2 separate regions of the Homo sapiens genome follow, and region 2 is linked to region 1. Evidence: chromatin loops called from intact Hi-C (ENCODE). Cell type or tissue: PC-3. All regions are shown on one strand. Each heading gives the region's core, and the rest is flanking DNA. Links, peaks and the distances in the headings are about the cores only.

The links. Hi-C counts contacts between places; a loop is a spot of excess contacts. Peaks named below come from ENCODE experiments on the same cell type or tissue, not always from the same donor. Only the 100,000 strongest peaks of a DNase experiment are listed, where the experiment ranks them.
Region 2: a loop joins it to region 1, with 4 times the contacts of the local background. A loop is called at or near these places in 1 of 110 quality-filtered maps.

The regions. Positions count from the first base shown.
Region 1 is chr4:22,965,253-22,973,116 of GRCh38, reverse strand. No RefSeq gene overlaps it. Among named protein-coding and RNA genes, the nearest start is that of ADGRA3, 450 kb to the right of the region's middle. In PC-3, for the core only: no CTCF peak of the experiment used is centred there; DNase peaks (open chromatin) are centred at 3,386 and 3,466; H3K4me3 peaks cover 807 bases; H3K27ac peaks cover 1,982 bases.
Region 2 is chr4:23,038,666-23,046,529 of GRCh38, reverse strand. All of the region lies in intron 3 of LOC105374524 (a long non-coding RNA gene), which reads right to left. Among named protein-coding and RNA genes, the nearest start is that of ADGRA3, 530 kb to the right of the region's middle. In PC-3, for the core only: no CTCF peak of the experiment used is centred there; no DNase peak of the experiment used is centred there.

The DNA of each region.
Region 1 (7,864 bases), core at 1,097-6,096:
CATGGAACTAAAAAACAGCCCAAATAGCCAAAGCAATCCTGAGCAAAAAGAACAAAGGTGAAGTCATCATACTACCTGACTTTAAAATATATTACAAGGCTATAGTAACCAAAACAGCATGGTATTGGTATAAAAATAGATACAAGGACAAATGAAATGCAATAGAGAACTCAAAAATAAATTCATATATTTACAACCATTTGACTTGACAATGTCACCAAGAACATATACGGGGGAAAGAACACATTCTTTAACAAATGGTACCGGGAAAATTGTATATCCGTAAGCAGAATGACACTGGATGCCTATCTTTCACCCTCTATAAAAATCAACTGAAGATGAGTTAAAAACTTAAATATAAGACCCCGAACTACAAAACTACTAAAGAAAACATGAGGAAAATACTTCAGAACATTGATCTAGGCAAAGGTTTTTTCGCTAATACCTCAAAATCACAGACGACTGGAACAAAAAAATAGATAAGTGGTACCATAATAACTAAAAATATTCCACAGACCAAAGGAAACAATCAGCAGAATGAAGAAACAACCTGTTGAGTGGAAGAAAGGAGTTGCAATTTACTCATCCAACAAAGGTCTAACATCCAGAATATACAAGAAACTCAAACAGCTCAACAACAAAAATACCATTAACAAGAGGGCAAAAGACACAAATAGACAATTCTCAAAAGAAGACATACAAATGGCTAACAAGTATATGGAAAAAAGCTCAGCATCACTAGTAATGAGAAAAATGCAAATCAAAGCTACAATGAGGTATTATCTTAGCTCAGTTAAAATGTCTATTAATGGAAAGACAAAATAACAGATTCTGGTAATAATGTAGAAAAAAAGAGAAATTTTGTACACCATAGTAAAAATGTAAATTAGTACAACTACTATGGAAAACCATATGTAGATTTCTCAAAAAACTAAAAACAAAACTACCATACAACCCAGCAATTTCCCTACTATCTATCCAAAGAATAAGAAATCAGTATATCAAAGGGATACCTGCATCTGCAAGTTTAACACAGCACTATTCACAATAGCAAAGATATGAAATCAACCTAAGTGTTTATCAATAGATGAATGGATAAAGAAAATGTGGTATATATACACAATGGAATACTAGTTGGCCATAAAAAAGAATAAAGTTATTTCCTTTTCAGCAATATGGATGGAATTAGAGCTCATTACATTAAGTGAATTAACCCAGGCACATAAAGACAAATATTTCTTGTTCTCACTCATATGTAGGAGGTAAAAAAGTTGACCTTAAGGTAGAAAGTAGAATGATAGATAGTAGAGGCTTGGAAGGGTGGGTGGGGAAGTGAGGGGATAAAGAGAGGTAGATTAACAGGTGCAAAGATACAGCTACATAGAAGGCATAAGTTACAACTTAAAAAAAGCATAATAAGTTCTATTGTTTAACAGCAGATTAGAGTAACTATAGTTAACAATGTATTTTATATTTCTAAGTATCTAGAATAGGGGACTTGAATTGTTCCAATATATAGAAATGATAAATACTCAAAGGGATGAGCACTTGATAATTTGATAATTGATAACTACACATTCTATGCATGTAACAAAATATCACATGTACCCTACAAAGATGTAAAATTTTATGTATCCATTAAAAAATGATAAAATATCATGCTATAGACCTCCATCATTACACTTACCAGTTGTATTGTCTGTCTTCCTCTCAGAAGATAGATTACTTTTGTTTATTCAACAAATGCATTTATTGGATGCCAGTTTTTCTCATGCACTGTTTTAGGCTCATAGAATAAAACATTGAACAAGCAAAAACCCCATTCTAATGGAGCTTAGTAGGAAAAGACAGACAACAAACAATAAACATAAATAAGTAAACTGTGTAATATGTTATGAGTAATAGGCTAAAAGAAATCAAGAATACCACGGTCAAGAAAAAGAAGGGAAGATTGATTTTAGTTTAAATAGGGTGGTAAGTGGTCATTGAGAGGCTGAGATTTAAGCAGACTTGAAGGAGGTGAGGGTGGGTCATGCAGATACTGGGGAGTGGGCTTGTCTTGCCTGGGAGAGAGTAAAAAAGACGAGCTCAGCAACTGAACAGAGGGCTGGACCATGTAGGATGTTAAAGACCTTGGCATAGGATTTAGCTTTGAAATGAGAAGCTAGGGCAGGGTGTTGAGCAGAGAAGGGGTGCAACTTGACCTATGTTATAAAAAGGTCTCCCTAGTTACAATACTAAGAACAGACTGTAGGGGCAAGTGTGGGATCAGAAAAACAATTTAGAAGGCCATTGCAACAATCAAGGTAGGAGGAATAAATGGAAAGATTGTAGAAGAAAGGAAAAAAGAGAGAAAGGAATCAGAGTACAGGAGAAAGCAAGAGATTGTGAAGAGAAGACATTAGGGAATGAAAAATAAAAGCAGAACTCCCTGTTCAGACTCTGAGCCAGTTGCTAACCCATTAGTATGGTATTCCATCAGCTGCAAACTCAGCAGTGTATTCATGCTTTCCTTTCCAGGATTAGTAGCTACTAACCTAGCTCCTTTTGATTAATCTAAGAGTACATTCTGCTGGCTGAGCCACCCATCTATATGCCTGTATGCCTTCTGAACAACAAAATTGGCCCCTGGGACAAGAGCCTAAAAGAAATTAGGATAAGGCTAATGGAAATCAGGCAACTGGACTGAATATAGTGCTATATCCTACTTCTCTCTTCAGTTTGTCTTTGCCTTGTTTTCTTGTGAATCTATGTTGAGGGAGAAATTCTATCTGTATTTGCTTCAATAAAATGTTTGTGTTCTCTTAGCTTAGGAGGATGCTGAGAAATAGAATGATTTCAACAGTGGTTCAAGGTAGGAAGAGAAAAGCTGAAGAAAACAGAATAGTATAAAAATCATTTGGGAAACCAATAGGTTTTCAGCCTTCAGAAAACTATTTTAATTGCAGCCATCTTTTAAAATTATTGGAAACAACTCGATTTAAAATTGTAAATTGTACTATATTAACAACTGTTTTCCATATATACTTTCTTACAACACATCACCTTGATTTCTAGCTGTGGAAGAGTAAACTGTCCATATTTCTTTAGTTCTTTGCTTGTTTCCCATTTTCTGCCCTAGCAAGCATTTCATTATAATGTTATTTTGCTTAGACAAATCTTGCTAAGATATTTCATAATTGCCCTTCCTGTCTTGGAAGTTATTATATTGATCATTTTGAGAAATAATATTTACTTTTTGGTTTGCATGTATTTGTTCAGTGCATTCCTAATGCAGCCACAGCAATTATCAGAGCTAATTCCTGAAAGTTGAGCAATCCCAGTCTTTGGCTCCTATCTATAGGTTTTCCTTCACTTTTACAAATAATGATTTATGCAAAGTCACCAAGACAGCTATTGCTTCAATGTTAGGTTTATTATCTCCAGGATGAACAGACAAGTCATTAAGCGCTCAGGGGAGGATTAGTGTAGAGAGAGATCACCACATTGTGATTTTCTGGTTACATGGTTCAATACAATGATGGTTTAAGGAAGTAAAAGCCAGTTTTAGCACTGCCATTATGGAGCAGTGTATATCATCAATAGGCAGTTATAAAAGCTGTGACTGATAGGAATTCCCCCACCATAAAAGTTCCTTCCATCACGTACCCACTGAGTGAGTCACGTAGAAGAATAACTTCTAAGGAATGTGATTAATTCCTCAGCTTTTACATTTTGATATAATTTTTATACACGAGCTAAGGCTATAAAGTGATAAGATAGATTACACAAGAGTCTTGTGCAATTAGCTTCATTACTTTAAAGCCACATTTTATGTTGGTGTGTGTTTCTTACTGTACAGAGCATAGGTTTGTGGATATGTAACTGTATTCGTTGTCCTAAAGACAGAAGTATATCTTTTTATTTGTGCTCTGAACATGCATTACAGTGGGTGGGACACAGGAATGGGAAATGAATGAATGAATCAATGAATGAACGAACCATCATCTATATATACATCTACCTGCTCTCCTTGCCCACTTTATTTTAAACAGTAATGTAAGTTAATCATTCTCTTACTAAAATGATTCAAAATCCTCCCATTTTCCAGATAACAAAGCCCTATCTGACTAGTGTTGTATTGAAAATCTTCTGCAATGTGTCTCCAACCCTGCTTTCCAATCTGGCTTCCTACTCTTTCCTACATAAGCCTCCCGCTTCAATCAAACTGGCCAAGGGAGTATCTATTAGGTCAGATAGATCTCTACCTTTCTATCTTTGCTCACACTAGAATGTACTCCTGTTCGTCTTATGTTTGTCAGCTTTCTGAAAGTGTTAATGACATGTAATAATAATAACAATAACAACAACAATACAGTTGGTATAGTTCAGTAAAGAACACAGATTTGGAGCCAAATGCCTGGGGTTTTATCACAGATATCACAATTCCAGATTGTGTGAACTAAAGCAAATTGTAGTAGTAGTAGTAATAGCAGTAGGGCTGATGTTTGTACAGTTGGTATAGTTTAGTAAAGAACATAGATTTGGAGCCAAATGCCTAGGGTTTAATCACAGATATCACAATTCCAGATTGTGTGAACTAAAGCAAATTGTTTAATCTCTCTGGACCTCAGGATCTTCATCTTTAAGATGGGAATAATAATGTACTACTCCTAAGGTTGATGTGAAGATAAAATGAGTTGACACATGTAAGTAGTGCTAAGAACGTAGAAAATGCTTGATAAAATTAATTCTGGTTCCAGAGCATTTACCATATACGAGACAATATACTGTTTTTGCATGTCTTATTTAATTCTCTCAACAACCTTTGAAGTAGAACCAATTATTTTCTCTCCAGTTTACTGATGAGAAAACTAAGGCTCAGAGTTACTTATCAGAGTCAGGCTCTGAGTTAACTGAGTCAATTAATTACTTAACCCCCATTCACATAGCACAGAAGTGATTAGGCTGTAATTCAAACCCGAGCAGCCAGATTCCAGAGCCTGTCTATTATCCAGTTTGAGTTTACTTCTTCCCAAGGGCCATTACAAATCCTGCCTAATTTGTCGAGCTTTTCTTGACCACTAGGTGCTTCAATGTTCTATAGCATTTATTAAGACCATTGTTTGATAGTAACATTATTTTAGCATTTATTGGGTATTAAGCATCTAAAAAATTGTATTAACTCTTTTAATTTAATATTTGTAATCCGATATTTCAAACATCCTCACTTCTGCTGTGATTAAAGTCATTTGAATGGTATTTGAGGGGCAAGCCTTGATCTCTATATGTGCACACATGCAAAATGTTCCATAAACATAAGTGCTCTCAGAAGCGTTACCATTGCTTGCTGCAGGTGATAATGGTAATGAAACTGGAAAGAAGCATATATCATTATTTTAGGTTGAACATAGATTTGGTGAAGCCAGACAATGAATCTCTGTGGTTTCAGAAAAGGACACAGTGAAAACCATTTTGTTAGATGGATCTGCTACCAAACTGAGAACTGGGCTTCTGGGGTTCAGACCCTTGCTTTGTTACAGTGCTGTGTAGGATTTCAGTTTGGGGTGTGTGTGTTTGGAGGTGGGGGGTAATCACTGCTATGTTCTCACTTTAGTTATGTATAAAAGTGTGTTGGTAATATTGGGCTGACTTGCCTCACAGAGGTGTTAAGGTCCAAATAAGATAATGCATATGAAGGAGTTCCCCAAATGTACACAATGAGCCCCTGACATCTATGAGGGTTATATTTCAAGTGAGAGTTTCTTAATCCCAAATTGTGAACATCACTGTAGCATATATTTTCTTCATAAGATGCATTCAATTACAACTATAAATTTTAAGTTTCTTCTTTAAAACCTTAATTAAAATTACTGGGCATGCAACAATAAAAAGAAAACAACAAAGCTGCCTTGAGCTGTGATTAATGGATAGTCCATCAGGTTCAACTCACAAATTCATCCTTGCCATCTAAAGTGTGTTCTAAGGACCAACATCATCAGCACCTCCAGAGAAAAATGCACAATCCTAGCCCCTGCCCACACCTAATGAGTCAGCATGTTAATTTCAGTAAGGTCCTTCAGTGAGCTGTGTGCTCAGAAAATGGGAAACACTGCCCTAAATGCCTCCACTACCCTACACATTTGCCTTCAGTTACAGTTGATTTAAATTTAGACCTGAAAAAAAAATAAGCTATTACTACATGTCAGGGATGTTCACGGCCTCACCCAAAATGTCAAATCTTAAATCCCAGGAATCCCAAAGTCTGCAGCTAATGGACTATATGCCTAAAATATGCCGTTAGTTCCAATAACTGGGGCTATTCAAGTACCCTTTCTACCAAGGGGTGATACATGATAATGGGGGCCATTCTTAGGTTCAAAGATTTTTTTTAAATTGCACTCTCCTTGGAATACCTCATCTACCAGCACGAAGAGGCATGTAAAAAAGAAGAAACAATTAGCTAATGAATATGGAACGCTTAGGTGGCCAATTTTCTCTTTGAAAAAAGCTGTTTCTCTAATGAAAAAAGCTGTGGAGTATCTTGGTGAGTTACTATCTACCATGTCCATGGGGACTCAGCTTGCACACATCAATGACCTTTGGGGATATTGTTCACACCTGTGCAGTTTGAGTGAGTTAATGAAGCAAATACACATCTTCAGTCCGCTAAATAATTCACAAATTTTGAGACACAATTATTGTCAACTACCTCCTAATTCCTACATAATTCTGGAATAGATAGGCTTATTACCATTTCACCAAAGTAGAAATTCTATTTCTTTCATATAGACCACAGAGAAACACAGCAGGGACCAAAAAATAACTAAATATTCTGCTTCATATTCAAATCTCCAAATTTACTTTTTTTTTCAAAGAATGTTTATATGGGGTCCCAATGGGTGTTTTGGCTGGTCAAGTCCACAGAAGCAATGAAATAGAGTGCAGAGTCCATTATCCACATAATTTGGGATCATTTCATTCCACCTGAATTATAGTTGAGACAAAAGTAGGAAGGAGAGTTCCATGCAGACGTGGATTTTTGTCTGCGTTGTTCGTCAATATATTGCAAGGTGCTGAAAACATGGATTTTGTTCAGTTATGTTATGCCCAACGTTCCCAAAAGCTGGCTCACAGGGGGTGCTTAATAAATGTTGTCTGAATAAATGAATTCAAAAGTTCCTTGAATTTCTAATTTTATGGGACAAATGAGTATCTGGAGATATAGTACCTCACAAGATATTCAAAAGCCACAAATACAGGCAATGAATTGATTTTTCTGTGAACTGACCATTTGTAATTGTCTTTTTATTTCATTAGATTTTCTGATTATTAGACTGAATCTATTCCATCTATCAAGAGTTTAATACCATGAGAGACAATATGAAACAGGTGAAAGACTACAGATGCTGAAATTAGTCAGATCTTGACATAAATTCTAACTCTGACACAAACTGCAAAACCTTGGGCAAGTTAACCACTCTCTATTTTTCCAATGTTTAAAAAATAGGGACAATAATATCTTTTTTGAAAGTATGCAGAACTTCAATGTGACAACATAAGTGAAAGCACTTAGCCATGCAATTAAACATATCAGTTATTTTTATTGTTAGTGCTAAAGTTATTTGTATAAAAAATAAATGCAGTGAGAGTGAATTTTGTGGCAAGTGTCCCTAGTCAGAATATGGTGCAAGTTAGAAATGATTAGAAGTGAGGAAAGGCATTGAAAATTACTCAAGATAGGCAAAAAGAAAGGATCTTGCTTAAAGTGGTAAGATTTGCCTCTTCACCTAAGAATCAATTAACACAGTCTTACAAGGAACTTACAAGGTTATTAGATGTAAAATACTCTAATCATTCCGAAAGTCTTGTTCTGATCCCCTCT
Region 2 (7,864 bases), core at 1,411-6,410, 73 kb before region 1:
TAAACAAGAAAACAGACGACTTTATTACAGCTTATAAATGCCACCTTAAAAATGTGAGCTGTAAATACAGTGAAGTATGGCAATAAAGAGCACTGACTCAGAAGCTAGACCACCTGAGTTCAAATTCTGGCTTCAGTAATAAATAACTGTTTGATATTGAGTGAATTACCTAACATTTCAGTGCTTGTCTGCTGTGTTATAAAATGGAAATGCTAGAATTGCCTTCGGGGGTTATTACAAGGATTACATAAATTGAAATTCAAACTACTTAAGACAATTCCTGGTGCATAAAGAGGACTGTGTTACCACCATCCTCTTCACTAACCTCCTCCTGTGCTGCTTCATCATCATTGCTATGGAAACACTGAAATTGGAGGAACTAATCTTGTCCAGGAAAAATAGAAAAAGCTTCACAAAGTAAATGGCATAGAAAGTGAGTCTCAAAGTATCAGCTTTGCAGGTGGAGAAACTGAAAAGTATGTGCCAAGTAGAGTGGACCACACACATCCAAAAGTAAAGAATCAGGACAAGCCCTGCTGAATTGTGAGGTACATGCATGGTGAGACTGAAGAGGTAAGATAGAACAAAATAGTAAGAAACCACACGGATGTGGTGTCTTTTATGTAGGTGAATAACAGAATTTATTTTTTAGGATGATGACCCTGGTGGCTCTGTAGAAGACCCTAATAAAATCTCAGTGGCTTTCAACAAAGAAATATTTCTCCCTGCATTACATGTTAGCTGTAAGTCTGCTGCACCTCCATTCCTTGCCTTCCACATTCTAGTAGCCAGGCCAAATGAATATCCCTCATTTGGGGCATTCTTATTCCCTCAGTAGAGGGCAAAGGTAGGGGACAGAACAACATGATGGCTCCTAAAACTTCTGTGCCATGGTGGCATTTCATTTCTGCTCACATTTTATTGGCCAAAATGAATCATATGGTCAAGTCTGATGTCAATGAGATAAGGAAGTATAATCCCCCCAAAGGGAAGAATGCCAGAAATCAAGTGGTGGCAAAATCGGACTTCAGGAGAGTAGGGAGCTATAAATCTCTTATGGGGAAGGGCAAACATTATTTTGAAAAATCCATTATCTTGGTTATCTATTATATACATATTCCCTGAAACAGCGGCTTAAAAATTTCTTATGCTCATGATTCTCAGGTGTTCACACAGGGCTAGTTTGGAGTAAATGAGTGGCTTCATTCACTTGATAGATTTCTTAGCAGAAATGGCCTAAAGGTTAGATTCAGCTGAGCTTCTCTCCCTCTCCCTATAGTCTCAGAGTCTCTCCATGTGGTTCCTCCAGCAGGGTGAGTAGTGGTCAGACTTATTGATGCTCGGGGCTTCAAGAGATCAAGGTAGAAATCATCAGTCCTCTGAAGGTAATAGTGTCCATTATATTCTGTTGGTGAAAAATGGGGTCACAAGCCAACCTAAATGCAAAGGGAGAAGAAATTAACCCAAACTCTTGATGAGGAAGGGTCAAAGAATCTGCAGCTATTCTCCATAGATGTAAAGGGCAGGTGGGGACAGACTAGGGAGCTGTTTCTGAGATGGAATAAGAAGTATATGTTGACCATCTAAATGTGGAATGGGTAAGAACAAATAGAATTGCAAAGAAACACTACCGAAGATAAGAAGGTCATTTCTCCAATATTCAGATGGAAGGGCTGAAAGAACTCATATCACAAAAATAAAAAATTATTTTACATATCCTGAATTATCCAATAAATTAAAAGGAAAAATTTTCTATCAAGATGGGGATCACATCCAAGAGATTTATTTCAAGATGTTATTTATGTATGGTGCTTGTAAAAGTGCTAGAAAAACATACAAAAAAAAGCATATGTTAAATCAAAATAAACTTTATTTTAGAAAGTCACTTTAAGTATGTGGTGATATCATTAAGCCTTATTAATATGCTGTTTATTTAACAGATTAAAATGCATAAGAACCATGTCCCATTCATCTTAATTAGAAAATACACTTGTCACAATTATTTGCTTTATATTTTAATTTTTATGAATATTTTGAAGCTATCCATTGATGCTATTAGGATCAACCTTCCCCTTGGTTTGTAGTTCTGTGATCCCAACGCCACAGCTCTCTTGAGGCACTACGCGGCATTTCTCACCTCTCTGCCAACGCCTGGCTCTTAGATCTGTTTTGGAGCTGAGAATAGCTACAAGAAAATAACTGTAAAGATTTTAGTGCTCTCAACAAGGACGTCTTTCTCTCTGATCTTCAGATTTCAAAATATTTTCTATCCCAAATATTGTACACAGCCACAGGTGTGAGATAATAGATGCTGGTTGACATAGAATATCAAATTCTAGAGATCCAAGAGATTTTTGAGATTACTCTCTCCAGTTGTTTGTTTGTTTGTTTGTTTGTTTGAGACAGGGTCTTACTCTGTCACTCATGCTGGAGTGCAGTGGCACAATCACAGCTCACTGCAGCCTTGACCTCCTGGGCTCAAGTGGTCCTTCCACCTCAGCCTCCTGAGTAGCTGGGACCACAGGCACAAGCCACCACCCCATGCTAATTTTTAAATTTTTTGTAGAAACAGGAGTGTCCTCGTGTTGCCAATGCTGAACTTGAACTCCTGGGTCCAAGTGATTCTCTAGCCTCAGCCACCCAAAATGCTGGGATTATAGGTGTGAGCCACTGTGCCTGACTCTCCAATGTTTTCCAAACTCAATCATTCACTCGCCACTTTCTGTATGTTGCACCAACCACTAATACCTTTTTCCTATAAACTGACTTACAGTTTTTACTTAATATATTTTAAGGGAAAAAGTATGTATTGCTATTGTAGTGGAAAATTAGTTGAATTTGCCATAAATTGTTGGTGATAATACAAATGAATACATTGAAACAAAACAATATTACTAATGAAACAAAATGATATTGCTAAATTCTAGCTCGATATTTTTGCTTGCCAGAGGCATGGAGCCTGAGGTTTCTTCACACTGTTAGAAATGGGATTCTGAAGCTTGAGATTACCAGGATCAAACTGAAGTTTTCTCCTTGAACCAGAAGAATTAGAAGAAAGTTGTAAAGACATAAACACCTTTTACATGTTATCCAAATGGACAGTGCCTGTGATGCACCCCAAGTCATTTTGTTATTTTTATTAGCAACAGGTCCTTGTTTGGGAAACATTTCCTCTTCCTTTCCCCTCATTAAAGACAAACTTATTGAGTGTATCTTGTATCCAGATCTTTATTTCTAATTCTATTCTCCAATAAAAGGAACCAACGTTCCTTGAAGAAATGGCTGATTCCAAGGCTAGGATGGGAGATGTACCACGTGACTCTGGAGCATCTTGTAGTGGAAGAAAAGTAAAGAAGTTCTTTACAAAACACAAACACACACACACACACACACAGAGCAAACGAAAACACAATGATGGGGTATATTAACGTGACAGAAGAGCCAACTGAAAGAGCTTCCAATGGTCAAACCTGGAACAATTTGAACAACAAAATAAAGTAGTATGGGATTATACCCCATAGAATGAAATAAATATCTATGAGTCCATACTGGTTAAAATAAATGATCAAGTAAATGGGTTAAAAGAGATAGACCTCCCATGCAGGAGAATTCCAAATAATTGATGTAAATACTTCACCCTCAGGAAGGTGAGGCATAACTCACCACTCCTTAAGTGTCGGCTAAACATAGTGACCTTATTCCACAGTATGAAAAGTGGGAAAACTGTACAGTGGAGGAATCTAACAAGCATTACCTCAGCAACAGAGAGACAACAGCATTAAGTTAGGAGGATAGTATATACCCCTGATAGAATGTGATGAGAATGAACTGTTATAAATAAAGTTTTGGTGCCACAAAAGAAATAGCACTTGAATATAAAATTTTCTTTTTAATCCTCAGCAAGACAATTTACTTCTATAGAAGGGTGCGCCCTCACAGATGAAGCAATGGTGAGCGCACACTTGGACAAGGGAGGAGAAGGGGTTCTTATCCCTGATGCAGGTGGCCCCTGCTGCTGTGTCATTCCCCTATTGGCTAGGGTTAGACCACACAGGTTAAACTAATTCCGACTGGCTAATTTAAAGAGAGTGATGGGGTGAGTGGTTTGGCGGGAAAAATGGTTACGATAGAGCAGGTAATCGGAATGAGTCAGGGTGGAGTAGGTAACTGAAAAAGGTTGTTCTATGAGGAAGTTAAGTTTAAAAGTAGAAGGCAAAGAATTGAACACACTAACATATTGATTCTTTGAAGAGAAAATTTAGAACTCACATCTAACAGAACTTCACCTCTGTTTTCTCCCTCCAAGAAATCTACAACCCTAGTATAATAATGACAAAACAACAGACAAATCCCAAAAGAGGGGCAGCCCACAAAACCCTGACCAGAATACATAAAACTATCAAGACCACCAAGAGCCAAGAAAGCCCGAGACATGACAACTGAAGTAATGTGGTATCCTGGATAGGAATGTAGAACAGAAAAAGGACATTAGGTAAAAGCTAAGAAAATTGAAATGAAGTATGATTTAACAAAATAATAAACCAATAACATATTGATTCATTAATTGTAACAAATGTACCATGTTAATGCAAGATGTTAATAACAGGGAAAACTGGGTATAGGATATACGAGAATGTTTTGTACTATCTTCTGTACACCTAAAACTCTTCTAAAAGTAAAGTTTATTTTTGAAATACACATTCATTTATCTATTTAACACATATTTTTCAAATGTCTAATAGATTCCAAGGTTCACACAAGATACATGGGGCACAAACATGGTAACTACTCTCATGGAGATAATGTTGATACACAGAAGTTAAGTGACTCATCCAAGGTCACACAGCTAAGAAGAAAGAATAGTTGGAGTTGCTGCCAGACCCAAGATTTTCCACTCTATGGCAGCCTAATTCTTTCCATATTCCTGACACATTCAAGAAGATACTCCTTGTTGAGCTACTTACAAAGTGCAAGTAAACTTTTAAATAAATCAGCAAACATTTATTAAATTTGTACCATGTTCTCAGGATAGGACTACTTGCCGTGGGTTAAAAAACTGAACCTGTAGTCTCTGCCCCCTAGATAGGTACACTCTTTCTGTGAGTATTAAAAAAGAGCATAAGCATAGAAAATTTAAGTATGACCCTCAATAAACTTGAGGGGTAGGTTCTATGAAACAGTAATAGTCAAATAAATGGAAAGTTTCATAGGAAAAGATGACTTGAACTAAGCTATTGCTCTAAGTAGAGTGTCATTATGCTACAATGCCACTTATTATAGTGATTATTGACACTTATTGATACTTATTGTGGTGATTAAGAGCATGATCTGAAAAGCTAGACTGCTACAGTTCCAATCCCAGCTCTTCTTACAAAACATGTGATCTTCATCAAATTATATAAGCCATCTGTCTTCCTCTATTATAAAATGTAGCAATAATGGCACATTTCAGATAGGGTTGATTTGAGGACTCAGGGTTCCAGGAGAAAAAACAATGACCCAATCACCCTAAAAAAAAGTCTAGGAGAATTTATTTCCAAAGGGGCTATCATCAAAGACATGTATACGGGAAAACCACAAAGAACCTAGAATTCTTAGCTGCTGACCTCTTACCATCCCTAGACTAAGGGATGAAAGGAGGGGGTTTTTACTGAAGCCCAAAAGGAGAATCATGTAGTCTGTTTCCTTGTGAAGACCAGTGTCCTTTGATGAAGCCAGGGAATTAACACTCAGATTTCGCACTCTACCTTCCTTCTAGTTTCTGACAAGTCTCTCTGGTGCCCCTACCCAGCAGAAAGTAGATGGCAGCCTTTTTGATGTAGCCCATGCTGGTTAGTCTCCTGGAACAAAGGGCAGAATGGTAGCTCTGTAAGGACCATCATGAACTAATATGTATAAATAGTTAAAACATGTCTGGCACACAGTAATACCCAATACATAATAACTATGACTAGTATTTGTATTACTTCTATGTTATTAGTATTCAGCACAATTTCCAGCATTTGGTAGGAAATTAAAAACATTCGAGTAATGAGTAGAGGACAGGTACAGAAGCAGGATAGGAGTTGCTGTAGGATGTTGATACAATATAAGTTATAGTCACATATATACAATCGATCATAAATACATCATTGAAAATGACATGAGTTTAAATGAGTTGGAATTTTAATGTTGGAGAAAAGTAAGATAAACTTGTAGGGGTAGCTCCTGAAGTAGTTAGAAAACAAGTCACATTATTAAAACATACTGTTCCACACAGAGAGACAAGTTAGGAAGGAGTTAGGGGCAGTGAGGTACAAGGAAAAGATTCAAGCTTTGAGGCACAGAAATATGTTCACCCAGATCTGTGTGACATTGAGCAAGTTCCTTTTTTCTCTGAGTCTGTAATGGTTAATTTTATGTGTCAATTTTACTAGGCTATGAGATGCCTAGACATTTAGTCAAACATTATTCTGGGTGTGTCTGTCAGGGTGTTTCTGGATGAGATTAACATCTGAATCAGTAGACTGAGTACAGCAGATTGCCCTCCCTAATATGGGTGGGCCTCACTGCAATCAATTGAAAACCTGAATAAGAGAGAAAAAAAAGGCTGAGTAGGAGGGAACACTCCTTCCGCCTGGCAGCTGAGCTGAGACATTGGTGTTTTCCAGCCTTCAGGCTCAGACTAAAACATGGACTCTTCTTGGGTCTCCAGCCTGCCCACCTTTAAACTGGAACTTAAGCTATTGACTCTCCTGATACTCCAGCTTTCAGACTCAGACTAGAGCTACACCATGGGCTCTCTTGGTTCTCTGCACTGCACATCTTGGAACTTGTTAAGCTCCATACTCACAAGAGCCAATTCCTTATAATAGCTAGATACCAATATAGATAGATGATATAGATATAGATATAGATATCGACCTCCTGTTGTTTCTGTTTATCTGAAGAATCCTGATTAATACAGACAGCACTAGTACCCTAATTTAGAAAATGGAGATTGTCAGTAAGAGTCGATGAGTAAAATCCTATGCAAAGCAACTGACACATAGTAGGCATTCAGTGAATATGTCTTTTCCCCCTGAGAGTTGAGAGATTGAAAGCACAGCCAGTAAAATAAAATGGAGGGCTATCTTTCTAATAGACATCCTTCCTGCCTCTAGTCTTTAATAGAGTCCATTAATATCTATCAAACATTCCTAGGAATGGAAATATAAAGCCATCGTTGCTGTATATGTGGCAGCCTAATGAGCCAGCTGCTCCCAGTGAGGCAATAATTTACTCAAAGGTCCACAAGTGTTGAGTTAAGCATGAGTTAAGGCAGCTTTCCAAATTGACCAGTTCTTCCACAAACAGATTGCATTATTATGCTATCCTTTCTATGTAATTTGCTCACCAGGGCTCTATGCAGGATAAACCAATATGGTATCTGCCCTCTAGGACTTTTTCCTGCAAGGAATTCGCTGACAGATTTAATCACCCCAAAATCATGAAGTCAGCTCTCTTAGTTCCAGGCCAATGGAGTTTTTCTAAACCATAGCATTCTCAGACCAAGTCATGTGTATCCATTTCTTGGGGAGGGGCTACAGTAAGGATGACATTGGGCAATTTCTCAAGTCCCATTTCTCAGTAAAATGACTCAATATTTGTGCACACAGGAGCTTTTTTACGTTGGCCAATCCATAACAGATGATGATGTATATCACTTAACAGTGATGGAAGGCCCAGCTGCAGAAGTCATTTTCTGGAGTCAAGGATTGCAGCCCCCAGGCTAATTCAGCAAGAGAGATATTTATGATCTTAGCAATGGGACCGGAAGGCTCTCTGTCCCCACTTCTGAGCCTGGACAGTGCCTGCGGAGAGACTGGATTGCATTTTCTTCACC